Regions from separate parts of the Homo sapiens genome. Here all the other regions are linked to region 2. A link is a contact called in ENCODE Hi-C or POLR2A ChIA-PET data. All regions are on one chromosome and are shown on one strand. Each heading gives the region's core, a stretch centred on a gene start or an enhancer-like site at or near the end of the contact. The rest is flanking DNA. Distances are from core to core; before and after follow the strand shown. Region 1 holds the start of GATAD1 (GATA zinc finger domain containing 1). Region 2 holds the start of DBF4 (DBF4-CDC7 kinase regulatory subunit). Region 3 holds the start of AKAP9 (A-kinase anchoring protein 9). Region 4 holds the start of KRIT1 (KRIT1 ankyrin repeat containing). Region 5 holds the start of CDK6-AS1 (CDK6 antisense RNA 1). Region 6 holds the start of CYP51A1 (cytochrome P450 family 51 subfamily A member 1).

Region 1 (3,852 bases), core at 423-2,922, 4.6 Mb after region 2:
GGGAACTTTTATGTTCCGCTTCAAACAGAAAGAGGGTGGTCAGACAGCCTTCCCTGCATCTGTTTTTGCTCCATTGCCTCTGGCTCAGAAGAATCAGTATGCCAAAGTGGCATATTTTAGGATGGCAGGCTCTAAACACCTTCAGCATTGTTCTAAAGTGAGACAACACTCTTTACCTAGTCTCCTCAGCCACTTTTACAGTTGGCCCTAATCCCCATAACAGTCCTGGAAACTTATTTTTACTGTTAAGGAAACTGAGATTTAGAGGGGAGGTGACTGAGCCACAACCCACACCCCAGAGGGCTGTTCCAAAGCCCTCCTCGAAATTGGTGCCAAGGGCAGCAGCTATAATGACAGCCAGTCCACATAGAAGTGCCTCCGTTGATCACCAATTAACAGTAAAATCTGATAATATCTCATTCCAAGGTTGTTATAAGCACTAAATGTGGTTTTGTGACATAATAGGCGTTTGTTTCTCCCCACTGCTTCCCACCACAATATATTCATCAAGACCTTTCCAAGGATACTAAGTCTAGGAAACCCAGGATCATGAAGAGAGGGCATGTTCTTCCAAGTGAGGCTGAGGAGAGACTTGTCTGGCGAGGCCTGTACTGACTAGTGACATTAAAAGAGGCGATCTGACTTCTCATACTGCTCTTGTCCCAGGCCTGCTGTTTGTCAACTGCTGGGTCCTCAGAGCCAAAACTGTTTTCCAACAGTTTTGAATTGAATAACAGCCAGCTATTCGATTTTCTCCGCATTCTCTAATCGGTATACTCTTCAGAGTCCACAGGATTTGCAACGATATTATCCAACGGCTGAAGAATGTGCGCTTGACATCTTAGGCTGTAAAATGTCTCAATTTCAATTTCTAATACATAGATGTCAGTGGATGGCATTTTCTGAACCCTTTGTCGATGTCCATAAACGGCATGCTCTGAATTCAACTAAACAAAAGTATAGACATGGGGGAGGTGTAGGGCGATGTCCAAAGTATAATTTTTAAGAGTGTAAAGGGTTCCTAAGTAAGATTGCCAGATTTTTTTTTTTTTTTTGAGACGGAGTCTCACTCTATCCCCCAGGCTGGAGTGCAATGGCGCGATCTTGGCTCACTGCAGCCTCCACCTCCCGCGCTCAAGAGATTCTTCTGCCGCAGCCTCCAGGGTAGCTGGGATTACCCCAGAGCCCGCCACTGAGCCCGGCTAATTTTTGTATATTTATTAGAGAAGGGGTTTCACCACGTTGGCCAGGCTGATCTCGAACTCCTGAGCTCAAGTAATCCGCCGGCCTTGGTCTCCCAAAGTGCTGGGATTGCAGGCGTGAGCCACCACGCCAGACCTGGATTGCCAGATTTAGCACATAAAAATACAGGACCCCCAGTTAAACGCCTCTCGGATAAACCATTATTGCATGGGATACACTCACGCTAAAAAAATTGTTCGTCGTTTACCTGAAAGTCACATTTAATTGGGCGTCCTGTATTTTACCCGGCAAATTCTAGGCCTGAGACCAAAAAGTTTGAGAACCCTGCCCCTAGGCGACAGCAAGCGGAACTGCAGCAAGCTCCCAGTAATTCCGGGTGCTGCACTTCCGGTCAGGCGGTCGGGCTGCGGGGCCCTGGGGCCAGCTCACCGCCGGAAGTCTCCGCGTCCCCCCCACCCCGGCCAGATCCCTTTCCCAGTCCTGCTTCCCAGTGCCTCGGGCCAGGGAATCCTGGCCTCCGCCTGCGGAGCCGGCGGAACCCGCTTCCCGCCTCCACGGGGCAGCGCCAGCGGCCTGGTCCTTTCACCGGCAGCTCCGTGCCGACGCTCTCACCGCTCTTCCTATCGCCGGGAGTGGCGGGCCGACCAGGGGGCGGCCGGGCTACCGTCCGCCATTCCCGTGTCTCTGCGCCCGCGGGGGCCGCCCGAGCCGGCCACCATGCCGCTGGGCCTGAAGCCCACCTGCAGCGTATGCAAGACCACGTCGTCCTCCATGTGGAAGAAGGGAGCGCAGGGGGAGATCCTCTGCCATCATTGCACTGGCCGGGGCGGCGCGGGCAGCGGGGGCGCAGGCTCGGGGGCGGCTGGAGGGACTGGGGGCAGCGGCGGCGGCGGCTTCGGCGCGGCGACCTTCGCCAGCACCTCCGCCACCCCTCCGCAGAGCAACGGGGGCGGGGGCGGCAAGCAGGTGAGCTCCTCCGGCCCCTCCCGCCGGCGGAGGCCGACCAGGTGCTAGGCGGGCGGGGACGGGCTGGCTGGGAGCGGGCGGGCGCGGGCTTCCCCGATCGCCGTGCTCCTGCTGGCTGGAACGCCCCTCCCCACCTCCTACTGAGATCTTTCGTTTGGCCCATTCCGAAGCACCTGTTATTGTAAGAAATTCAAAGCAATAAGAACCAAGATGTAAAGCCCTTAAGAAAATCTCAATATACACATGTCTACACAGTCGTATACAGTGTCATGCCACAAATGCAGGCGCTGGACCTCATTCCTTGTTAAAGGTTTTGTCATATCAGGTTATGAAGTAAGATTATTATGTCATTATTGTAAATGGCAGCTTAAGTATTCCGTTGCAGGGGGCGCCATAACCTACTACGTTCTCTGGCCTTAGGGAGTAAAGTTGTTAAGTGTTTTTCTCTATTGTAGACACAACAAATGAATAGTGTTTGTCTTGGTCAAGACTGACTCCTACTCCCGCCTCCTGCCCTATTACAAGCAGCTCACACCTTTTGGAGGCTCTGGAGACGCCTGTCCAGCGAGCTCCGAGATTCCGGGTGCTGAACTTCCGGTTTTACTTAGCCTAGTTGCTGTAATTACTTCTCTTGAAAAGCAAAAGGGCAATCTTAATTGTTAAATGCTCTTATAAAGTACATACTCTGGGATCCTTGTAAGATGATTGTACTGCAACCTTTATGCACTTTTTACTTCTTTCTCTTTTTGTTCTTTAATTTGTTTGTGTAACAGAGTAAGCAGGAAATTCACAGGAGGTCTGCTCGGCTCAGAAACACTAAATACAAATCTGCTCCGGCTGCTGAAAAGAAAGTCTCCACCAAAGGAAAAGGGAGAAGACATATATTTAAATTGAAAAATGTAAGATATTTGTGGACAGTGCCTTTTACTGTAATGACGTTGTGTGTATCCTGCCACTGCCTTCATTTCTCACCATTGAACTTGGACTCTGCCCTTGGTAGCCCTTCCTTAGTATTCTGGGGAATGGTCCAGATTCCCCAAAAGGGAATGAGCTCTGTTGCAGGAGGCTCACTGTTTATAAAGTTAATAATACTCTTTCCTTTTTGTTTTTTAGCTTTTATTTTTTCCCCTGGAAAATATAAAATATGGGTTTAAAAGAAACATCAACCTTGAGCCCATTTTTTGGGGTTCTCTATGGAAAGGAAGAGGAGAGATTATGGTTCTTGATATGGCCAGGTACACTAAGAAAACTTTTTTTTTTCATTCTTTAAAAATCTAAGTAAATATTAACACTAGAACTCATCATTTGCATATTTATTTGTTATTAAAGCCCCAGAAAATGTATCTTACTGACTTATGATGATGATGTATTTGATGAATATGAGTCAAAAATTTTGCTAAGCCTTATCTCCTCTTCTGCTCTAAGAAAAGAGATTGTTGAAAGACCTGTGCTGGAAGTAGTTGAAAGCATATTTTTATTGCAATTAAATTCTCAGTTTTTATAAACAAGGGATAATGTTCAAACACAGTGGACAGTGCATTATGGACTATTTTTTTAAGTCTCAGTATGATATTCTTTTCTTTCAGAACAGGAATGTTTCACTTACCCGTAAAGACGTTTCTGAAGTTGGCCATATTTATTTCTAAAACACAAAGGGACCCTGCAGTAGACTTATGCAGATGG
Region 2 (3,975 bases), core at 654-3,153:
TCTGTCCTGGGGATGAAGGAACTGGTGCAGTGTTCACTAGAATGATAGTAATTATGGAGCTCTTAAGGAGCTCTACTCTGTGCCAGGCACTGTACTAAGCATTCAAAAATGTTCATTTAATCTTCACAACATCCCTGAGAAGTACTACCCCCTTTTAATAGATTAAAATTGGGGCTCAAAATTACCCAGAGGCCAAGTAGTTAGTGAAGCCCATATGATTCCAATGTTTGCAGTCTCTTCCCAATTCTGTGGCATTTTCTCCATCTCTTTCACTATTTCATCAACGACGCTTATAATCAATTCTCTTATTTCACATGCTCTCCTTGGCAATTTCATTTCCTCCCAAAGCTTTAACTACATTCTATATTAGTGCTTCCCAACTTTTTAAATCTTTCTGTAAATATAAACATTTTGTGCTCTCTGTAGCTTATATTTTGAAAATAAGTTTTTTCCCATAGAAATTACAATATTGAATATGTTTGTTCAAACTACACTTCCTTCCACCACTCAAGATCTGTTAACCTCTAATGAATTGCCCCATGATTGACATCAATAGACCTTGATGCAGAAATATTTTATTGGAGAGATATCAAATCAATCTCTATTTCCTCTTCCCATGTCCACTTCTGCTAGACATTTCTCTCGAGTCATAAACATCTTTAACTGTCTAATAAGCATAGTTCCATGACTGTCGCCCCAGGCCCTTCAACATAAACCTGTCTAAAACCAAACTCTCATTTCCCTTAGCAAACCTGTTCTCTGCGTTCTCCAGCTAATCTTGTCACAACCCACCCTTGTCTATTCTTTAAGGTACCTACCTGCAAAACCGTAACGCTGATACTCTGACTTCCTTGAGCTACCAGGTAAAAAAATCAACCACTACAGGAGTGCCTATTATGGCCTGGAGTAGAGGAATGCAAAATAGTTCAAAATATCCTCTTCCTCCTGAAGAAACAGATTTTTTTTTTTTTTTGGAGAGGCATGTTCCAACTTATAAAATTAAAATATATTCACAAGCATTTTAATTTGATCTTTAATCTCTGTTTTACAGGAAAAAAAAATGAGATGTTACTTTCCACTCCTTCATTGTTGAAATAAACTTACACTCAACTAAAAGAAAACAGGTCTGAATACAATAAAAGTCAACAGGACAGCGCAAATAGCCAACTACCCAAGGACACAAAGTGACCTGGAGGCGTTCTGCGGTGGCGCTGCCGTCAAGGCCGGGGCCGCCTGGCCAGACCCTCCCTCAGACGCCCCCCGGGGCCGCCCTCACTCCCGCACGTCCCTCTGCAGCTGTCCTCAGCCGGTGGGGTCGGCAGTGACCGCGGGAAAACCCCGCTTGCTGTGCGACCCAGGGCGCGCTGAGCAGGGGCTGCGGCTGCCGCCGCTGTCCGGCTCCGGTTCCGGCCCCGGCCCCGGGCCCGGCCAGAGCTGAGTCCGGACTCAGCCAAAGCCCCTCGCCTTCAGCTTCCCAGACGTCCGACCAGTGGAAAATTAGCATACCTGGGGCAGAAGGCAGCTGCAGGGCCGGCAGTCCTGGCAAACCTAGAAGGCGGGAATAACCCTGGTGACGGGCGGGGCCGGGCTCCGGCGCTAACTGCATCCACTAGGTTTGGTCAACACAGAGCCGCGCCAACTCTCTGAGGCTGCGCCAAGACCTGAAGCGGCGGACCGAGAGCCCGGGTCTGAGACTGAGAGAGCAACGGAATGGAGGCGGGGTAGAGGCGGAAACACAACCTGCAGGGCCAGAGCGAGGCGCGAGAAGGACGGCGGCGTGAGGGGGCGGGGCGCGCAGCGCGAGAAGGCAGGCACGAGGGGCGAGCGCGAGGCGGGGCACGGCGCGTGGCGTGAGACGGGGCGGGGCGCGCGTATCGGCGCCGCGGCCGCGTGACGCGTTTTCAAATCTTCAACCGCCGCAGCCCACTCGTTTGTGCTTTGCGCCTTCCTCCTCCGCGCCTTGGAGCCGGATCCGGCCCCGGAAACCCGACCTGCAGACGCGGTACCTCTACTGCGTAGAGGCCGTAGCTGGCGGAAGGAGAGAGGCGGCCGTCCTGTCAACAGGCCGGGGGAAGCCGTGCTTTCGCGGCTGCCCGGTGCGACACTTTCTCCGGACCCAGCATGTAGGTGCCGGGCGACTGCCATGAACTCCGGAGCCATGAGGATCCACAGTAAAGGACATTTCCAGGGTAAGAAGCCCCTCCTCCGCCTGCAGTCCCTTTAATCCTTTCCTCCCCTCGTGGTTCCACCATTGATTCTTCAGACTTCTCCCGCCGGGTCCTCAGCTTCTTTTCTTCTGACCGGCCTCTGGGGTCTGAAGGAAGGAGCCCCCGTTCAGTGTTTTGCCTAAGAAGGAACGGATCCTGACCCGGCCCCTCGAGCGCTCTGCCGTTTACAGCGGCGGTCCCAGATTGATTCCCGGTCGTGCCTTCGGTTGAAAACTAGCAAACAATGTGCAGATCCGGGACCTCGCCGGGACTGCGGCGCTGTCTGCTCCCGGGCTCTCGCATATGCTAAGCCTCCGCCCGGGCCCTTGGAGGCGACGGACTGCATCCTCAATTTAAAGTCAGACGCGCTCGTGGCTTTTCGCTTCAGGATTAGATTGAGTGATTGTGGGTGGATTTTTGGTCTTACCCTTGAAAGTTTATTTTCCTTTCCTCATAAGTTGGGGGAAAGCATTGTATTTCAAACACCCCATTGCTGGTTTCAACATTACAAACAGGGAAACAAAAGCAAATTTCCATTTTCAGTCACTTTATTTGGTGAAACATTCCAGCACCTAAGTTTTTTGTACAGGTGTTTGTGTGTGTGTAGTAACTACCAATTTAAGAACAGATTGCGTTTGAAAAATTAATTTTTAAAGCAGTTGCTTGGATCTCAGATCTGTTTCTAATGAAAATAATGAAAGGTTTAGTTCTTCGTAATGGACCGTTAAGTTCTTAATACGTAGACAAATTGTATGTGAAATGGACCGTTTAGTTGTTAATATGCAGACAAACTTTATATGAAACTAAAACTTGAGCAGTCTGAAACCCTTGAGGACTAGGTTATTCTGCGTAACAGAGGATTCTTTCATCGCTAAATGAAGTTTAAACACCAGTTTTGAATGTTCAGCAGAATGGCAGATGCTCAATAAATAGTTGAGTATTAAATATCCCCATGGAGTTTACATCCTAAAAAAAGAAAATCTTTCAAAAGAGTTTTATATAGTTCCGTGCCTCAGGAATAAACACACGAATATTTCTTGCTGAGTCAACTATTATTTTACAATATGCGGTCTGTGAAAGTATATAGGGCATTTTGCCTCTATCCTAAGTAGTACTACAAAGAAATACATTTCAATGCTAATAACTTAAACTGGTAGGGTTGTAAGGATTTTTATTCTGTAATATTGTATAATGAAATATTTTAAAAATAGTAAAAGTGTCTGTGTAAAACATCTGATTCTAAACATCTTTAATAGGTGGAATCCAAGTCAAAAATGAAAAAAACAGACCATCTCTGAAATCTCTGAAAACTGATAACAGGCCAGAAAAATCCAAATGTAAGCCACTTTGGGGAAAAGTATTTTACCTTGACTTACCTTCTGTCACCATATCTGAAAAACTTCAAAAGGACATTAAGGATCTGGGAGGGGTAAGTGAAAACCGTACACTGGCATAGAAGGAAAAATTTGTAACTAGTACTTTCTACTGTGTAATCATTTAAATTTTTCATTTTGGAAAACGCTTCTATTAGCACCAAGCTTAACATTTTTATCAGCTGTTTATCGTTAACAAAAAACCATTTGTTTTAACCTTTTGTGGACTGACAGACCTTTCAGGTTTCTCTGATTAGCAGTCTAGTGTAAAGTTCTTAGAGTGTAAGACTCCCCTGTCCTAGTGGAACTGCTCATTGACTGCTTACTGTAATGTTGGAATGTCCTCCAGATAACAGCAATTTCTTGATTATGAATCTTGGGGAGCTACATAAGTT
Region 3 (4,092 bases), core at 971-3,470, 4.1 Mb after region 2:
AGCTAGGACTACAGGCTCCCGCCACCACACCCAGTATTTTATTTTTATTTATTTATTTATTTATTTTGTAGAGACAGGGTTTCGTCATGTTGCCCAGGCTGGTTTCGAACTCCTGAGCTTAAGCGATCCACCCCGCTCAGCCTCCCAAAGTGCTGGGATTACAGGCGTGCACCACCCCGCCCAGCCTCCTCATCTCTTTCAAGTCTTTGCTGAAATATCTTCTGAAAGAATCACCTGAGTAAGTGAATGACATGACATGAATTAATGATTGGTATGACAAGTTATGACAGAATAGGTGCCATAAGGAAGAGTCAGAACACTAGTGCCCAATGCTTGCTCTTCTAATAGAAGTTAACACAAATCTAACTTTCAACATTGATTGAGCACCCATTATGTAAACTAGACATGTATATGATTGGCTGCTATCAGTGAAGGAAACATTGAAATAATCTTGTTGCTTTGGAAGGTATTCTTGAACATTCTCAGCACCTACAAACAGCTGACTTATTTAGTCACCGAGAAAGCAGTATCCTTTAACAAACAGGAATAGCTTTGGATACCCTGGGGCTTCCCCCTCCTAGGCAATCAGCATCTACACTCATAATCCCTCAATCCAGGCAGTATTTAAATCACTGCACTATTAGAACACTTAGTTCTAGTCCTTACTCTTAATTTGATGGGTGACTAAGTAAATCACTTATTGCCTCAATTCTTTCATCCCTATGATAAAATGTCTAATTTTACCTGGTTCCTAATTCAGGTTGAGATAACAGGACAATATGCACTTGGCTGTTAGAAGTTGGCAGAATGTATGCATTACGGAGCTTAAGAAAAAAATCTTTTTTAAAGCTAAGATTTCTAAATGAGGGCTATTTAAAACTCATCTTCAGTTTGTGGTAGACTTAAGGTCTTTATTATCTCCTTTTTTGTTTTTTAACCTCAATTTTTCACTTAACACCACTTCTACGCTTGAACTCATTTTAGCCTATTTTTTGTTCACAACTGCTAGTTTTTCAGTCCAACCTAGCTCAAAGCAACGGAGAAACATGATAAATCTGAGTAATCAACCAGAGACATTAAAATGTGTAGTTCACTCCAGGAATGGATGTGAGCATTGGAGGGCAGGGAGACGAACACAAAGGACTGAGGGAGCACATGTCGGGGAAACAAGGAAAGATAGTAATGTTAAATTTATAAACACTGCTCAATTCAATCCAAAAAGCGTTTATTGAGTGCAGAGCTCTGTGCTGGTCATTTTAGTAAAGCCAAGATGAGCAAGACTTATGATGAGTCTCTGTCATCAAGGAGCTGGGAGTATGAGCTGAACTAAGACGCACACAAATTATTAAAATATGGTGCAGGGTACTTAAAGGAAGTCCAAGGAGAAATAAAGCTGACATTATTCAGGACGTTTTAATATGTCAGGGCAGTCACATATATTAACAACCCTTCCAAAAATTCCAGGTAGGCTCAGGGAGGATAGGTAACTTGTCATTAACGCTAGAAAGTTAGTGTAGTCTGGCATTGTCCCTAACCGAGGTTCTAAAGCTCAGGCTCCTTTCAGAACACTACTGTTAAAGGGAAGCCCCAAAGAGTCGGGGGAGGGGACTAAGTTTTGACTGGATGTGTCTCGGTTGCCGTGGAGGGAACAAGAGGTCAGAAAAGCCATTTGGAGGCAGCGTGTGCGATGGGACTATAAGGATGAACCGGAGATTGAGTGGGAACCAGTGGAGGGAAGAGGGAGGGACTTTTCAGGCTAAGGAAGTAATAAGAGCAATTAGCTGCTCTCATAATTCTTGAGTCAAGCAGTTAATGTAGGTAGAAAACCTGGCGTCCGCCCCCCCACCACCCCCCACCGGAACTTTTCCGTTGGAGCTTGTAGGTGTTCGCCAATTTCACCATTAGGTGTGTTAGTTTTGTAACCTGAAGGAAAAAAAAAACTCATGTTTTAATAGCAGTGGATTCCTCGGACGGAGGGTGGGGGTCAGGCCAGGAGCCTCTGGCACACTCCGTCTCTCCTACCCCTCAGCTCGGCCGCCACCTGTGAGCCGTTGATGTGCGGGAAGGGCGCTCTCTACGGCGGGATCCTCGCTGGTAGGAGGCAGGTCCCAGGCCTGGCAAGGGTTGACCCCGGAGGGCTGGGCCGGGGCGGCACCCCAGGAGCACCTGCCCACGAGGCGGCTGCGCGGACAGACGTTCCAGCCCCTCCCGCCTCGCCGTGTGTTTACGTGGAGACGAAGATGGCGGCGGCGGCGGCGGTGACGGCGCTTCCCGTGCGGCTGAGGACGATCCGCCAGTGAGCGCGGAGACTGCTTCCACTTCGGGCGGGGGAGCGCCGGACCGAATCGGCTCTCTAGGCCGTGGAGCTTGCCGTCCCACCTCCGTCCAAATCGACCTTTCCTTTCTATCCCCAACCACCCCTCAACCCCTGTTTTCCCCTGCCTTCCTTGCAGAGGCCATGGAGGACGAGGAGAGACAGAAGAAGCTGGAGGCCGGCAAAGCCAAGGTAGGAGAGCCCGAGGCAACCGGGCCTGCGGTGGGAGGCGGTGGCTAGCACGGGGTGGGAGGGGGCCTGGGAAGCGGAGTTCGCCGCAGCCCCAGTGCACTGCCCGAGAGGGAGGTGCTGCAGGGTCTTAGGGTCTGCATCTCTCCTCGCCCTCCTCCTTTCCCCTTTTTCCAGTTGGGGGACAAAGCCTTGTGCTAGCTGATAATACTTCCGCGAGGATTGAATATTGTGGCTCCTTTCTCGTGAATGTCCAAATAAAACTCCCCTTTTACTGTATTGCTGTAAACTAGTGTTTAGTTGCTTCTAAACCTCCGATCTTTCATTTTTTTAAGGAGTTTTCTGGGTGGTGCAGGCATTGTGCTTTCCAGGGTGGGGATTTAGGGCTTTTCTTTATTGGGTTGGGGATTTGTGCGCTGATCATCAGCTTGTCTTCCTTAGGTAGCACGCTGGCACTCTTGGGTGTGTGTGATTGGCCTGTGACAGCTGTCTCAGCAGTGGCTTGTGTGTGCCACAAGTGCCAGCTGTGAACTTGGCTTTAGGGGCGTTTTTAGAAGCGTGTCTTTGTATGTTTGTACTTGAAGGTCTTTGTCATGGCATGCGCTTTTGTGTCCTATGGAATGTTAATGCAGTCTGTGAATGGAACTTCTGAGGACCGAAAGGTTCCATATGCCAACACCTATAGAATTCCTGCTTTAAATAATTTAGTTGTTATATATCTCTCTGGCGAATCCTGGTTGTGTGTGTGTGTGTGTGTGTGTGTGTGTGAACGGTTATGGAAAAGCCTGTAAAGCAAACAATACAATACACAATTATACACAGGCATCGTTCATTGGGCTTCATGAGAAATTTAACATATACAGAATATAAGCTGCGTAGCATATTTCTTTTAAAAATTACATATTTGAGCATATATTTTGTCTGGGCTCAAAAGCCCCCTTCCTCCCTTCAATGAAGTCTTCTTTTATGGATTATATTATTTTTAGAGATAATTGTTAGCAGTCATACTTGGACAAAAATTGTATTACAGGTAACTGTTTTTCCTCTCTTCCTTTCTCTTCTCCTCACATAAACAAAGGAAACCAGGTTAGTGATTTATTATCAATGAAGGGCCATACCGCAGAGATGCAGTGATAGAAGCTCAACACAAGTTTGTTAAATGAATATATATATAAAAACTAGCTTCATATTTCTAAAATATAGTTGACTTTCCTATAAGCTCCCTCTATTTAAGATCAAGGTTTAAATGCTTGTATATAGCCAGGTAAATTTTTACTTTCGAATCTATAAATGGTGGGAAAGGGGAATCAGGGTATCTTTAGAAGTCCAAAGCCTACACTTGTGCAATCTGAGGGGCTGAGCAAGCTCTATGCATCTACGGAAGTAGTGGAGGTGAAGTGTGTGCCCCTCCAAAAGCATTGAAGATCTGATTAGATGTCTTACTTGTCTGTTACCTCACAATTTTTATTGCCTGCCCCCAGAAATGTCTTTCCTGAATATATGTGAAGCAGTCCTACAAAACATGGTTTACTTTGGACATACACATTTCATAATAGAGGATTTATTTAAATTGCTTGCAGTTGTAGTTG
Region 4 (3,999 bases), core at 778-3,277, 4.4 Mb after region 2:
TAGAGACATTTCATTGTGTGAAAGGTTTTGAGGACGTTATCATTCTTTATCATTATATACTTCATGAAATTTTTTTCAGTTCAATTTTTTGTATAAAATCATTCTTAAAACCCACCTCATGCAACAGACCTTCCTACATCATGTGAAAAGGATGAGGCCTTTTTCTTCTCAGAATTTCTATTTAGCAATTACTTTTCACCACAGATTAACAATGACTTCAAGATAATAAACGTTTACAAATTATGAGACAGACGCATTGAAGACTGCAAGCCCCAAAAAGAAAGACATTGTATTGTGAATACACTGTATGATATATGGGCACAATTACAGAAACCATTTTATCTATTAAGGACCTAAAAGAAAAATCAAGTAACTCTTACTTTTCTAAAGACAATTTAAAGCAAATCAATTCCTGTCTTGGTCAACTCATGTTAAGAAAACATTTACTAGCAAAGTACTTTGTCAATACTCATCACTTCTCTAGAATATTTAATTAATACTGCACAGAAGCCTGAACTTTTAAAAGGTAAACAAATGTGATTTTAAAAAGACATAACTATGACAGTAACAGTATTTTGTTTTCTTAAACCAAATACTTTTTTACCATATCCCCAAAATATTCTTAAAATTCATTTTCAAGAACTATTCGTACTTGACTACTTAAAATCTACATTCTTCCAGTGACATGAAAGAAGGAAACAAAGGCTTAACAGGAAAATAACAAAAGTAACTAACATAGGAAGGTAAAACTGCTAAGGGAGAAACACAGACAAACTGATAGAAAATGAGTAGCTTGAACTAAAATACAAGAAAGGTATAACTAGAGTTTGCAATATGTTTAGACTGAGTCTGAGATGAGGGTTCAAGTGAATAAGTACAGGAAACGTGGCATTTTGTTATATGGCTCACTCCATTCTGGAAAATGTTAGGCACAAATGATAATATGCTCCCTAAGTAATAAGATCTTATAAATAAAGCAGTGGAAGTGGTCCTTAATTAGGGGGGTGGCACCTACCTGGGATCACTGGAAAATATGGAGGGCATTTCTGGTTGTCACTATGACTGATGAGGGGAGATGTACAACTGCCATTTAGTGTCCATGGAACAGGTTTGCTAACATCCTCTTAGTATGCTAGACAGCGTTTGCAAACAGAAACTGTAAAGGCACATATGCACTCCAGAAGGGTAAGAAAATAATGAGGCTGAGATCCTGAGTTGGACCACCGAGATGAAAGACTTCTGGTGAGGCTAAAAACATGTAGAAAAAGCGATGAAAGCCAAAAACCTTAAAAGGTGGAGAAAAGTGTAGAGGCGAGAAGTGAGTTACAGGGGGAGAAGTGAGTTAGAATGACAAGCTGTGAATCCCTTTCCCTGCAATGACAAAAATACGTAATCACTCTGCCTGGGAGGTTTTTTCCTGCGCCACCACCCGTCAACGTCCACTACTGGGGAAAAACGTAAGCCTCTTTGCTCAAAGAGTTTCCACCCAAAAAGTGGCTATGGTTTCTCTGTAACTACATGTGAAAAATAAACTCCTTGCCTGGGGCAACTAGATGTGGAGATGGTTCAGTCTCCCACCTCCGTTTTCCCTCGCTGGAGTCGAACTTGCTCCTCCTGTTTCCCGAAGGACACCGAGAGGTCCCACCCGTACGGGCTGCCGCGAGTGCCTCTCTGGCCGCTACATTCAACTAAATGGGTGGGACAGTCACCTGGCGAGGGGGGGCAGGGACCGTCACCGCTTTCTCATTCCTCCTTCCCTCCTCCCAGGCACAGCAGCCCGGCCCAGCTTCCTGTGGCAGAAAAACCCTCAGTCGCCAAAAGAAAGCCGTCTTGAGGGTTCCCCCGCGCTCCCACCCGCGCCCCAAAAGCTCAGGTCTCTGGAGTCGGAGACCCTCCTGCCCACCTGCTCTTTACTGTCCTTCCCTCTCCTCGCACCTCAGCACCATTCACCCCTCACCCTCTCCCGAAACTACGGGGTCCCAGGTCTTCAAAGGCCTTAGCTTTCCACCCCGCCGTTACCGTGGCTATGAAATCGCTTCCGGGTTCACACCCTTTGCAGCCTCGCGGTTGGCGGTGAAAGAGCTTCCGGGTCGGCGGCCGGGCTGCTGCCGTTCCTGCTCCTTTTCACTGGACCTGCAGTCTCTCAGGGGCTGGTGGCAGGCGACTAGGAGACTAGGGTGGTGGCGGTGGGGGTGCCAGCGGCTGAGCCGGAGCCGGAGCCGGAGGCGGGGGAGGGGAAGAGGGCGGCCGGGGCTGCGAGCGCGCAAGGCTGGAACATGAGCCGGGCTTGACCGCGAGGCGGAGGCAAGAGCCACCGCCCCCTCTTCCCCTCCCCCGAGTGAGGCGGCGCAGCGGCCGGAGAGGGATGGGGGGCGCCCACCCAGTCTGAGCCTCGCCGCGGGCGCCTTCGGCTCACGCAGCGCTTCCCGCGGGCCGCCAGTGCGCACCCTCGGCCACATCAGCCTCCGCCTGGCGGGTGCACCCGGGCCGGCGAGGAAGGGGCAACCGTCCGGGTGGGTGGGGCGGGCTGGGTACCTGAGGTCACCAGCTCGGCTGTAGAGGCAGGGGCGGCGGAGGCGGAACTGCGGAGTTGCTGGGTCCACCGACCCTTACCCTCAGCGAGAGAAGTAACCGTAAGTCTCAGCTTCGCGGTACAGATGTGTTTGAGGCTGCCTCTACCCATTTGTGGCTCCGAGTTCAGAGCTACCTACTTCACACCCTCCCGGATCTACTAGGAGTGTGTCTGTCGCCTGTTTTGGAGCATTGTTGTTCTGTCTGTCCCCATCCCTGAACAGGCAGCATTCTCTGCCCTACAGGGCTTTTCTCCCAGCGAATTTGCAAGCCTCCGGGTCTCCGTGACGCGTCCCATCCTCCCCATCTGGATGCATCTCCTTGTCCCTCTGTCCTCAAAGGATCTGTGTCCTTCCTCGCAGCCTCCCCCCCACCCCCATCCTTTGAGACGTGGAAAGCCACGGGTTCTGCCGACCTCGGGGGCTAGAGAGAGTCTTGAGAAGCGGATGGGTAAAAGTGCTCTGCAGGGCTGTGATGGGTGGGGATAGGTGCAGATGGCTCCAGTGAACCTTTATTTTTGCAGCTTCTGCCACCAAAACAAAAGAATGGAGCGCTCCCCTGTATTCTTATTCTTCTCCGTATGTATGAGCTGTTTTTCTGTACGTAGCTGTTTGAGTCGCAGGAAATTGAAACTAGAGCTGTAATAAAGCATCTCCTGAGGAGATTTTGAGAATTAGTCTCCCAAGCTCTATTCACACGGAATGGCATATCGAACAATCTTGTATTGGAATGACCATTTCAGAAGAGCTTTACTGGTAGATCTGACAGATAAATGTAAAGATAAGAGTCTGCTGTTTCAAATAGTGTATTTTAGATACCTTTAAATTTTAGTGTTCTAATTTTCATCTAGTTCTTAATTTGTGAAGTATGTGGGTATGTGTAAGGTGTAAAAATCTGTGTATTGGAAGGTTTTGCTTTGTTACAAGCTTTTGCTTTGTTGCTTTTGAGACAGACGTTTAAAGATCATATTAGATTGTATTTGATAATTATTTTCAATCATTAATTCCAGAGAAATCTTTTTTTGTATCAGCCACTCACAGATGTTACACACCTTGGTGCCTATGACCCTCCTGCTGCTTAAACTGTGAATGTCTTCAAAGTATATTTTCAGATTTTTGAACTAGGCGTTTTTTCTCATTAGAATTTGATTTGCTTTTCAAACTGCTCCTGCAGAACTTTCCAGAAATTAGATTTAAAAATAATTTTAATGCTGTCAGTGATTGGACAATAGCTCTTATATGACTTTATGCATTTGCTACTTTTCAGAGCACCATAGGAAGCAAACGATAATTTAAGAATAATTTTACTGTGTACTGCAGGTTGTCATTCTGCAAACTACTGTGTAGTGTAGACTGGTAGCTTTGGTGTTTTGTGTTGCTGAAAAACATTGTCATTTCATTAAGAAAGATGGATGTGTTTAATGACTTT
Region 5 (3,789 bases), core at 212-2,711, 5.0 Mb after region 2:
AATTACCTGCCTCGCAACCGCTGGCCCGCTCGCCTTTTGCCAGGAATTAAACAAACGGCGCGACCCCCACGATGAGCGGGTGGAGCGGACCGCGGCGAGAGCAGAGCTTCTGGCACTCACTACATTCAGAACTTTCCTTAAAAGCCGAGGAAAGAGCCCCCAGGGACTGCCCGGGGGTCTGAGCCAGGTCGAGGGCCACACAGGTAGCCGGGGAGCCGCCGCCGGCCGCCCAACCCGCCTGTCCTGCATCCCCCCAACCCCCTCCCGCTCGAGTCTAGCCCCGGGCTCCGCAGCGAAGGAAGCGTCGGGGACGTCCCACCCCCGCAGGGAACTGCGCCTGCTGCCCCCGCCGGGCCCCGCACTGCCCTGGCTCTCCCCCCACTCGCCCCCCAGACGGTCGGCTTCGGCGGAGAGAAACGGGAGCAGCAATGCCTTTTCCCCCCCTCTCCTCCACTTTTTTTTGTTGTTGTTGTTGCTTTCCCACGCTGGCTGAATGTGACTTGACCCCATTTCAAAAAAAGTTTGACATAGTGCTTCAACATTTCCGCATTCCTCCGCGACTACAAAGGCTGCAGCCGCCTCCTTCTGCTTTCTGTCTCTGCTCTCTGTCTTCACACTCAATGAAATCCTTCATGCGCCTCTCCCGAAGCCTGCCAAGCACCACAAGGGTCGCCACCAGCACAGCGACAAGAGGCCACACCGGGGACCGCGACTCCCGCGTGTGCGCACACGCAGATGCGCCCATATGCACACGGACGGGCGCGCTGCGGGGACCAGGGCTGCTCACTGCGGGGCGTGTGTTTAACTCCAATATTTTAAATTATAAAAGTAAACTTGGAAACTACAGCAAACGTGCGTCTTCGCGGGGCTCCAAGCCTGGGCACTGGCCGGCTGCGTGCACTTTTCTGTGTATAACACGCCCGCAGGAAGCCTGCGTTAACATTTATCTCGTGGAGGGGAAGGTGGAGCCCACACCCACACCTCAGCGAGCTGGAGAGGGAGTTTTCGAGGGGGAAATGCAAGCACATTCTCCAGCATGGAGTCCCTAGAGGCAGTGCATTTTAAACCCTAAATGTGAATTATTATGTGAGTGTCCGAGTAGAGTTCCAGTTCCGTTTGGAGAAACTGTATGAGGCGTGTTCCGTGTGGGTGTGTGTGCGTACGGATACGTGGAAGCAGGATCTCGGTGTCGCGGGTGTCCCTAGGCTGGGATCTCCCCCTCTCATCAGATAAGGAGAATCCTCTAGCTCCCCAAAACTGGCCCCCATAACCAATCCCGTCTCAGTTCGTAAGGGGTTAACCAAAGCCGATTCCAAGGAAACACAGGTCCCCCCCACCCCCCGCCACCCTCCACTTACCCCACCCACAGTTCTGCCTCGGACCCCGGCCAATCCCCCAGATCTCCCCCGGGACCCCCCACCCCGCAGCCCACCCACCCGAGCGCACAGCTCCTCACCTGAGGGGCCCAGTCGCGTCGGGCCTCCCGAGGGGGCTGCGAGTGTCAGTCGGCTCTCCGCACGTGTCCGCGGCCTCGCGGAGCAGGTAATCAGACTCTGGGGAAGGAGTTACCAGCACTCTCTCCGGCGAGGGGGTGGGCACAGCGGCGGAGGGCGGAGGGACGGCGGAGGGCGCCGCCCGCGCCGCTCGCTGGGGGCGGACGGGGGCCGCTGGGCTCCGGCCGGCGCTGGGGGCCCCAGCCGGGGAGGCAGCTGGGGCGACCGTGCGGGGTGGGGGCAGGGACCCGCGAAGCCAACTCTGCCGGAGACCCACCCCCCGGCGGGGCTGGGGGCTCGTGGCGCAGTGGCAAGAAAGTGTGCAAATTAAAGCCTTCCGGAGAGAAATGAGGCGGCCGAGTCCCGGCAGTGCTCCGAGCTCCGGGCTCCCTAGCTCCCTTCTACGAGTCGGGGGCTAGAAGGGCGCGGTGGGGGTGGGGGTGGGGGGGAGAGTTAAATGAAAATTTCCGGCTTTCGCTGAAACTGTAGTAGGGGGATCCTGCGACTAAAATAAGCGGCATTAGTGGGAGAGAGTGGGACGTGTCGTCGGGAGTCGGCGGAGTTTCCAAACCCAGGGTCGCCCAGAGTTGGGGTTTTGACAGGGTGAAGCGGGGGGCATCCTCACTGTGTGACGTGGACGGATGGGAAAAACACAAAACAACCAACAATAATTATGAGCGGCCAATGGGGGTGGTAAATACCAATACTTTCCAAGAAACTGAAAAATCAGACCAAAAAATAACTCTTCTCTTAAAAAAATAAAGAAAAAGTTTGGCAGGATGCCTTGCAGAAAAGAAAATACTAATCTATCCAAGCACTTTTCACTTTCAGCATGAGCTACATTTGTTTTGTTTTCCTTCGCTTCCTTTCTGCCTCACAAAGCCCTATCTTTTCCTTTTAGACAGAGGATATGGTTTGGAAATTGTCAGGCACTCTTATGGTTAACGATCTACTTGAAGGGGCTGGCGGGCTCACAATTATTAAGTGGTTAGTAACTGCTGAGGGTTCACTAACGTATTTCAGAGGAGCTAAAAAGACTAAAATTTAGTGTAAATAATAGAACTGCAGATAGTAGATACATACACAAAAAGAGGAGTGCTCAGTTTAAATGCATTATTGGAAATCTGAAATTTGAAACCTTGTAAGAATGTATACTTTACCTGCTGAGAAACCCTTGAATACAATTATTTCAGGTGAAAATTAGATTTTGGAGAAAAAAAAGTCTTTAAAACTTTCTACAATGGAGTAAAAGAAAACTTGAAATAGCTGTCTTTTTGGAAAGAATTTGGTGTTCTCCCCAAAATCTCTATCTGTAGAATACTTGAAACCCTTTAAAACATCTTAAAGCAAAACTTTTCACAAAATTATTTACTTAAGTGCTTTGTAGAAAAATTAAAACCTGGCAAAATTCTGTTTGAATTGGAAATACTACTTCTATAAATCTTTTGACTTTAAAACCATGTTACTAATCTCACAGTAAATCAAATTTTTGCCTTTATAAAACTGATTCTATGTTATAGTGTGAGGTAAGGCTAGGGAAATAAAAATTGATGCATTTTCAGTAGCACATATTTTGCAATGCATTATAATACTTTTTTCTTTAAAAATAAAAGTGAATAATTGTATGTCTTTAAGCTTAAGATAATTCATAAAATACATTTGTGTTAAGAGCATGTCTTCTAAAATAAGATCCAGTTTTCTGAACAAAATTTGTATTTATAAAGCTATCTATAATCTCATATACCTTATAAATTTAAGAAGGCAAATCATTAGATTTTATATTTACATAAAAATATTGGATCACTACAAGTCACTAATTAGACTTTAAGCCAGAGACACAAGTGGGAATCCTCCATTTTGATAATTGTTCACACTTATCATTTGCCTTTTAAAACAAGATTTACTTGCTGGTAATTAACATGTTTATATAATCCAGAAATAATTGCCAGCAAATAGGAAGCAGCACATCATGGCTAGAATTTATTTGAATAAATCATTTATTAAAAAAATAGTAAGCTACAAATATTAAATTAACAGAGAAGTGTCTTTTCTACACTGGGTTGAATTTTTAGTTACTGAATTTGACAACAACCATTGCTAGATCAGAAATTCCATGATTTAGGTTACTAGATCATTTGGACAATGTAAAAAACAATGAAACTTTATTTAATTATATATGTTAGTACTGAGTGTTAACTCTCTGTCCTCTTCTTTTCCTGATACTGCTATCTTTTATGTTAATTTATCATTGTTCACTCTTCCTGCTTATGGTTCACATTAAGTCCCAGTTGGTGAA
Region 6 (4,373 bases), core at 1,670-4,169, 4.3 Mb after region 2:
TCTCAAAGACGACCCCAGGACATGGGAAAAGCTAAAAGGATAGGTATCTATAAGACACCATCTCTTAAACCAGAGCAGTTTCCATTTTGTTTCCTATACTGAGGATATGTATATGATTACAATGTTTTTAAATGTTCTGCCACTTTTTTAAAAAAGTTTAAAAAGCACTTCTCTAGTTGTTTTTTTTTTTTTCCTCTAATTATTTGGAAGACTTACCTTCTCATATGCATTTTCTAGAAATTCAATTGGACTTTTCCCAAATGCTATGGCATGCCCAAGGAATGGAATTGGGGAGAAAATGTATGGAGGACTTTTCTACAAGAGAAAAAAATAGTAAATTCAATTCGTGTTTCATTTCAAGAGAGAAACCCAGTTTCGTTTCATGACCAAACAATTAAACAAAATAGCTATTAAGACTTCAAAAAAAAGTTACCAAAAAAAAAGGAAGCATCAGAAGTAACTTGAGAACAGCCAAATTGCAAATACCTCAAGAGAGTAGCTATTGTAGAAAAGAACAGAAACTCAAAACACGGTATAAGATAAACGACCAGATAAACACTAAGGCACTGTAAATTTAAATGATGGACACTGTCCAGAATATGTCCAATTATTATTGGTGTCTCCAGGCAACTTTTCTAACCATTAGTAGCAAAAAACCAAAAAGGTCAAACTACACTTGTCCCTTGGCATTTGTGGAGAACTGGTCCCAGGACCCCCTCACAGATTTGTATCCAGGGATCCTCAAGTCCCTTATATAAAATGGCAAAGTATTTGCGTATAACCTATGCACATCCTCTCATATACCTTAAACCATTTCTATATTACTTACAATACCCAATACAATGTAAAGGCTATATAAACTGTTATTAAACTGTGTTTTTTTATTTGTATTATTTTTTATTGTTGTGTTATTTTGTATTGGGTTTTTTTCCCCTGGGTATTTTAGATCTACACTTGGCTGAATTCCCAAATGTGGAATTCGTGTCCCCAGAGGGCCCACTATATTGTTTCTTCACTACTTACTACTACTACTACTCACAATTTTAGTCCCAGATACTTGCTTAAAGAAGGTATAGAAAAAGACAAGCAGTAACTTGTAGTATAGAAAGAAGGGAAATGTTTAAGAAGCTATATTTACTTCTCAGTAAACAATCAATCTCATGCTTCTCTCACTGCAAGTGAACTAGAGCCACTGATTTTAGAGTTTTTAAGAGAGTAGATCAGCTCTAGCAAGAACTCTAGCATTCTTCATAAAAGTTTCTTTAGATGCCACAAAATGAGACCTGCAGATTACAACATTAAGTATCCTGAAAATCAAACAAAATAATGAAAAAGGGTAATACTCCTCAATTCTCTGGTGGTCTCAAATAGAAAGGAGCACCACAACCTCACAGTACACCTCAGCTAATAGAACTATCTTTAAACACTAAAAGTAACTTTGTCTTCCCAGAGACAAATATCATTTCCTTAAAGATCCCATGTGTAGGAAAAAAATAAATAAATAAATAACTCTTTCTTATGCCTGGTATGGTTCAAACAAAAATTATTTTAAAAGCTACTTGGTCAAAAGTTTGTACATTGCATTGTCAGTAAAAGGGTAGTTTTCAAAAGCTACTTATTGCTGACTGTAAAAGGCACAATCAAATAACATTTGGGAGATTGAAAGCTAGGTTAATAAGGCTGTTAAATTGAAGAAAATGATTTTTTTTTTTTTTGAGACGGAGTCTCATTCTGTCGCCCAGACTGGAGTCCAGTGGCGCAATCTCGGTTTACTGCAACCTCCGCCTCCTAGGTTCAAGTGATTCTCGGGCCTCAGCTTCCCAAGCAGCTGGGACTACAGGCGTGTGCCACCACATCCAGCTAATTTTTGTTTTGTTTTGTTGTATTTTAGTAGAGATGGGGTTTCTCCATGTTGTTCAGGCTGGTCTGGAACTCCTGACCTCAGGTGATCCGCCCGCTTCGGCCTCCCGAAGTGCTGGGATTACAGGCGTGAGCCACTGCTCCCGGCCGAGAAACTGTTACATTATTAGCATCAGAGGAAGGCCCTTACCACACTCCAGTCACTACCATTACCACACTCTACACATCCTCCTTAATATGGGTATAAACCACCATTAGGGGCACTGCTACAGCCCACAGAACACTGAACCACACAGGGCAGCCTCCAGGATGACGGGCCAGCTGCCAACAGCATCTCCGTCAGGACCCCCACCAAGGGCCCCAACGACCACCGGGTCGTTCAAACCCACAGCCGCCAATCCAGCCACCGCCACTAGGGGCACCACTGCTGCGGTCAGTACAGACCGCTACAACCACAAATGCCGCAACCACGACCCCGTCTAGGATCAGATACACAGCCGGGGAGGCCAGCACCGCCCCCCAACACAAGGCAATGGCGGGTGCTACAGCCAGCGCCACCAGCAGCAGTGCCGCCGCCGCAGCCACTACTCCAGCCCCCAGCGCGCCTGCCACCAAAGCCACGCCAAGCATGGCCGCAGTCGCCCCCGCCCTTGCCATCCACTGAGCCGGTCGGGGCCACGGAGCCGCCCACGCCAGCCCTTCGGCCGCCTCAGCTGCGGCGCGCGCCCCACTCAGACCCTAAAGAATGTACGTACCACCCCTGCGGGCAGCTGGACCAGGTGGCCGGCGGCCAGACGGATCAGGTAGACCAGGCTGAGGGTGAAGGCGCAGGCGATCAGCAGCATGGACAAGAGGTTGCCGCCTGTCACCTTCTCCATCGCCTGGCCCAGCACCGACCCACCCGCCTGCAGCAAGCCCAGCAGCAGCATCCCAGCCGCCGCCGCCATTCACTCCGTCGGAAACACTGAAGGCCGAGGTCGCCACCGCTCCTCCCAATCGACGGAACGAGAGAAGCTGGCAGATGGTCGTCCACAGGGGGCCTTGCCCCAGGTCTCCTACTAAACCCAGCCCCACCCCTCGGGTCCCACGCGCGCCACCCCGTGCGTCACAGAATGGGGCGGGATGTTCCGCTGGCCACGCCCCTTAAATAACACTCTGTGAAGCCGTGGTCTTCTTGCGCGGGATAGGGCACCTGAGGAAGCGGGCTGCGCCTGTGGCACAGTGGTACGGGGCCGGAAGATAACTTACCTGAAGAGGCGATCAATCCCTGAGAATCGCGGGCGACCCGTTTTTTGTGTGCCCGGGTGCGGGGTGCCGGGACACGGCGTTGAAGGCGCTGAGCGGAGGGATCTCAGGGCGAGCTCGAGCGGCGACGGCGCGCTCTGTGATTGCACCGCGAGCGCCTGAGGTGATCTCGGCCTACATCGCGTCAGCGGGGCCTTGGGCGTGAGCACCGCCCCCTGTCCGGACGCAGGGTACTGGGGCACCTCGAACTGTGGCACCTCACCCTTCTCCGGGGCCACGTCTTGGGGACTCCGACAGCCCCAAATAAGCCCTCGGGGACTGGGGTTGTGAAAAGCGAGGTCGTGAAGACGCCGGCCTCATACCGAAGGGTAGGACGGTGAGGTCAGCCCCGTCCCACTCCAACTAAAATCAACCTGACAGGTATTAATATGCCACCATGAAGTTAACAAATGTTGGTGATTAAGTATGCTAGGTTTTACGAAAACAGATTTTCCAAAATAAATGTACATGTTTTAGGACGTCGCGAGCCGTTTGAGGCAGCATTCCCCAAGGACGCCACTTAGTCTGTAGGTTTAGCGGCTAGAAAGATTCAGAAGCTGAGTTCAGTCCTGCCGCCACAATCAATCTTCGCTCCTATGGCTTCACAGAAGCGTCTCCCATGACTACCAAATTTAACTCCTTCCAGATCACCCACGGGAGCACCTGACCGGATTCATTTATTTAATCAATGTTAAGAACTAGGTTTTGTGCTAAGCTAGGGGATAGAGCAGCGAATGAGACAAAACTGCAAGGCCCTGGGGGAATTAGTAGGAATATCCAGTGAAAGGGAAATTAATGAATTTTATAAGTATACTAATCAAGAAGTATATTCTTTTCCTTTGAGGTAGAATGTAATATAGCACCTCCCCTACCCAAGGCCTGGGTTAAGAGTATATTAACTGCTTATTTCTCCCCTATGCGTGGAGAGGCTTATCTGTGTTCCATCGTTTCACATTCCTTGAGGCACAGCGAGTTCTTGCTTCCCTCCCTAGCGCTGCTGTAAAGTCACAAAACTGATTAGCAAGTGTTACAAAAGCATGTATTCCCAAGGACGTAAGACATATGGTGTAACAAATGTAAGAGTAATTTACTGCCTTTGTTCTTGCTTCTGCAAGTACACTTCATGCAACACGTAACTCCCAACACAAACTGCTTAAAAGGTGATTGATCCCTTTGTTCGGGGCTCAGACTTTCTGGACCCTAGTCCGACTGAGCCGGTGATCACCTTA

Evidence for each region. Hi-C counts contacts between places; a loop is a spot of excess contacts on that map. ChIA-PET counts read pairs that join two places held with the same protein, here RNA polymerase II (POLR2A). Pooled maps may share reads with other maps.
Region 1: a loop to region 2 is called in a map of naive thymus-derived CD4-positive, alpha-beta T cell, with 10 times the contacts of the local background. The contact joins the promoter of GATAD1 here to the promoter of DBF4 in region 2. A Hi-C loop is called at or near these places in 1 of 168 maps with a recorded cell type or tissue (naive thymus-derived CD4-positive, alpha-beta T cell) and 7 of 50 pooled maps. POLR2A ChIA-PET finds 5 or more read pairs at or near these places in 1 of 52 experiments (Panc1).
Region 3: a loop to region 2 is called in a map of CD8-positive, alpha-beta T cell, with 15 times the contacts of the local background. The contact joins the promoter of AKAP9 here to the promoter of DBF4 in region 2. A Hi-C loop is called at or near these places in 2 of 168 maps with a recorded cell type or tissue (CD4-positive, alpha-beta T cell and CD8-positive, alpha-beta T cell) and 8 of 50 pooled maps.
Region 4: a pooled map shows a loop between it and region 2 (28-fold over the local background). The contact joins the promoter of KRIT1 here to the promoter of DBF4 in region 2. A Hi-C loop is called at or near these places in 9 of 50 pooled maps.
Region 5: a map of CD4-positive, alpha-beta memory T cell shows a loop between it and region 2 (7-fold over the local background). The contact joins the promoter of CDK6-AS1 here to the promoter of DBF4 in region 2. A Hi-C loop is called at or near these places in 2 of 168 maps with a recorded cell type or tissue (CD4-positive, alpha-beta memory T cell and naive thymus-derived CD4-positive, alpha-beta T cell) and 7 of 50 pooled maps.
Region 6: a loop to region 2 is called in a map of B cell, with 32 times the contacts of the local background. The contact joins the promoter of CYP51A1 here to the promoter of DBF4 in region 2. A Hi-C loop is called at or near these places in 2 of 168 maps with a recorded cell type or tissue (B cell and CD8-positive, alpha-beta T cell) and 11 of 50 pooled maps. POLR2A ChIA-PET finds 5 or more read pairs at or near these places in 1 of 52 experiments (activated CD8-positive, alpha-beta memory T cell).

What each region holds. Positions count from the first base shown.
Region 1 is chr7:92,445,810-92,449,661 of GRCh38, forward strand. GATAD1 (GATA zinc finger domain containing 1) reads left to right here and starts at 1,673. Exons shown (of 5, transcript NM_021167.5): 1 at 1,673-2,169; 2 at 2,943-3,068. The coding sequence starts at 1,921. RefSeq lists a silencer at 1,593-2,362 and an enhancer at 2,793-2,842.
Region 2 is chr7:87,874,590-87,878,564 of GRCh38, forward strand. DBF4 (DBF4-CDC7 kinase regulatory subunit) reads left to right here and starts at 1,904. Exons shown (of 12, transcript NM_006716.4): 1 at 1,904-2,189; 2 at 3,464-3,636. The coding sequence starts at 2,144. SLC25A40 (solute carrier family 25 member 40) reads right to left here and starts at 1,771. Exons shown (of 12, transcript NM_018843.4): 1 at 1,507-1,771. RefSeq lists silencers at 1,164-1,613, 1,744-2,003 and enhancers at 1,367-1,876, 2,064-2,183.
Region 3 is chr7:91,938,642-91,942,733 of GRCh38, forward strand. It overlaps AKAP9 (A-kinase anchoring protein 9), which reads left to right and starts at 2,221. Exons shown (of 50, transcript NM_005751.5): 1 at 2,221-2,506. The coding sequence starts at 2,459. It overlaps LOC124901698 (a long non-coding RNA gene), which reads right to left and starts at 2,210. Exons shown (of 2, transcript XR_007060431.1): 1 at 2,023-2,210; 2 at 1,209-1,923. RefSeq lists enhancers at 1,762-2,323, 2,362-2,511 and a silencer at 2,052-2,161.
Region 4 is chr7:92,243,887-92,247,885 of GRCh38, forward strand. It overlaps KRIT1 (KRIT1 ankyrin repeat containing), which reads right to left and starts at 2,028. Exons shown (of 19, transcript NM_194454.3): 1 at 1,904-2,028; 2 at 1,016-1,285; 3 at 116-263. ANKIB1 (ankyrin repeat and IBR domain containing 1) reads left to right here and starts at 2,088. Exons shown (of 20, transcript NM_019004.2): 1 at 2,088-2,633. RefSeq lists an enhancer at 1,909-2,203 and a silencer at 2,134-2,523.
Region 5 is chr7:92,835,022-92,838,810 of GRCh38, forward strand. It overlaps CDK6-AS1 (CDK6 antisense RNA 1), which reads left to right and starts at 1,462. Exons shown (of 2, transcript NR_110088.1): 1 at 1,462-1,542. It overlaps CDK6 (cyclin dependent kinase 6), which reads right to left and starts at 1,552. Exons shown (of 8, transcript NM_001145306.2): 1 at 1,457-1,552. RefSeq lists silencers at 135-384, 1,495-1,854 and an enhancer at 965-1,044.
Region 6 is chr7:92,131,558-92,135,930 of GRCh38, forward strand. CYP51A1 (cytochrome P450 family 51 subfamily A member 1) reads right to left here and starts at 2,920. Exons shown (of 10, transcript NM_000786.4): 1 at 2,616-2,920; 2 at 217-315. The coding sequence starts at 2,807. CYP51A1-AS1 (CYP51A1 antisense RNA 1) reads left to right here and starts at 3,006. Exons shown (of 3, transcript NR_122110.1): 1 at 3,006-3,525. RefSeq lists enhancers at 2,255-3,081, 2,256-2,305, 2,466-2,515, 2,886-3,545, 3,082-3,908.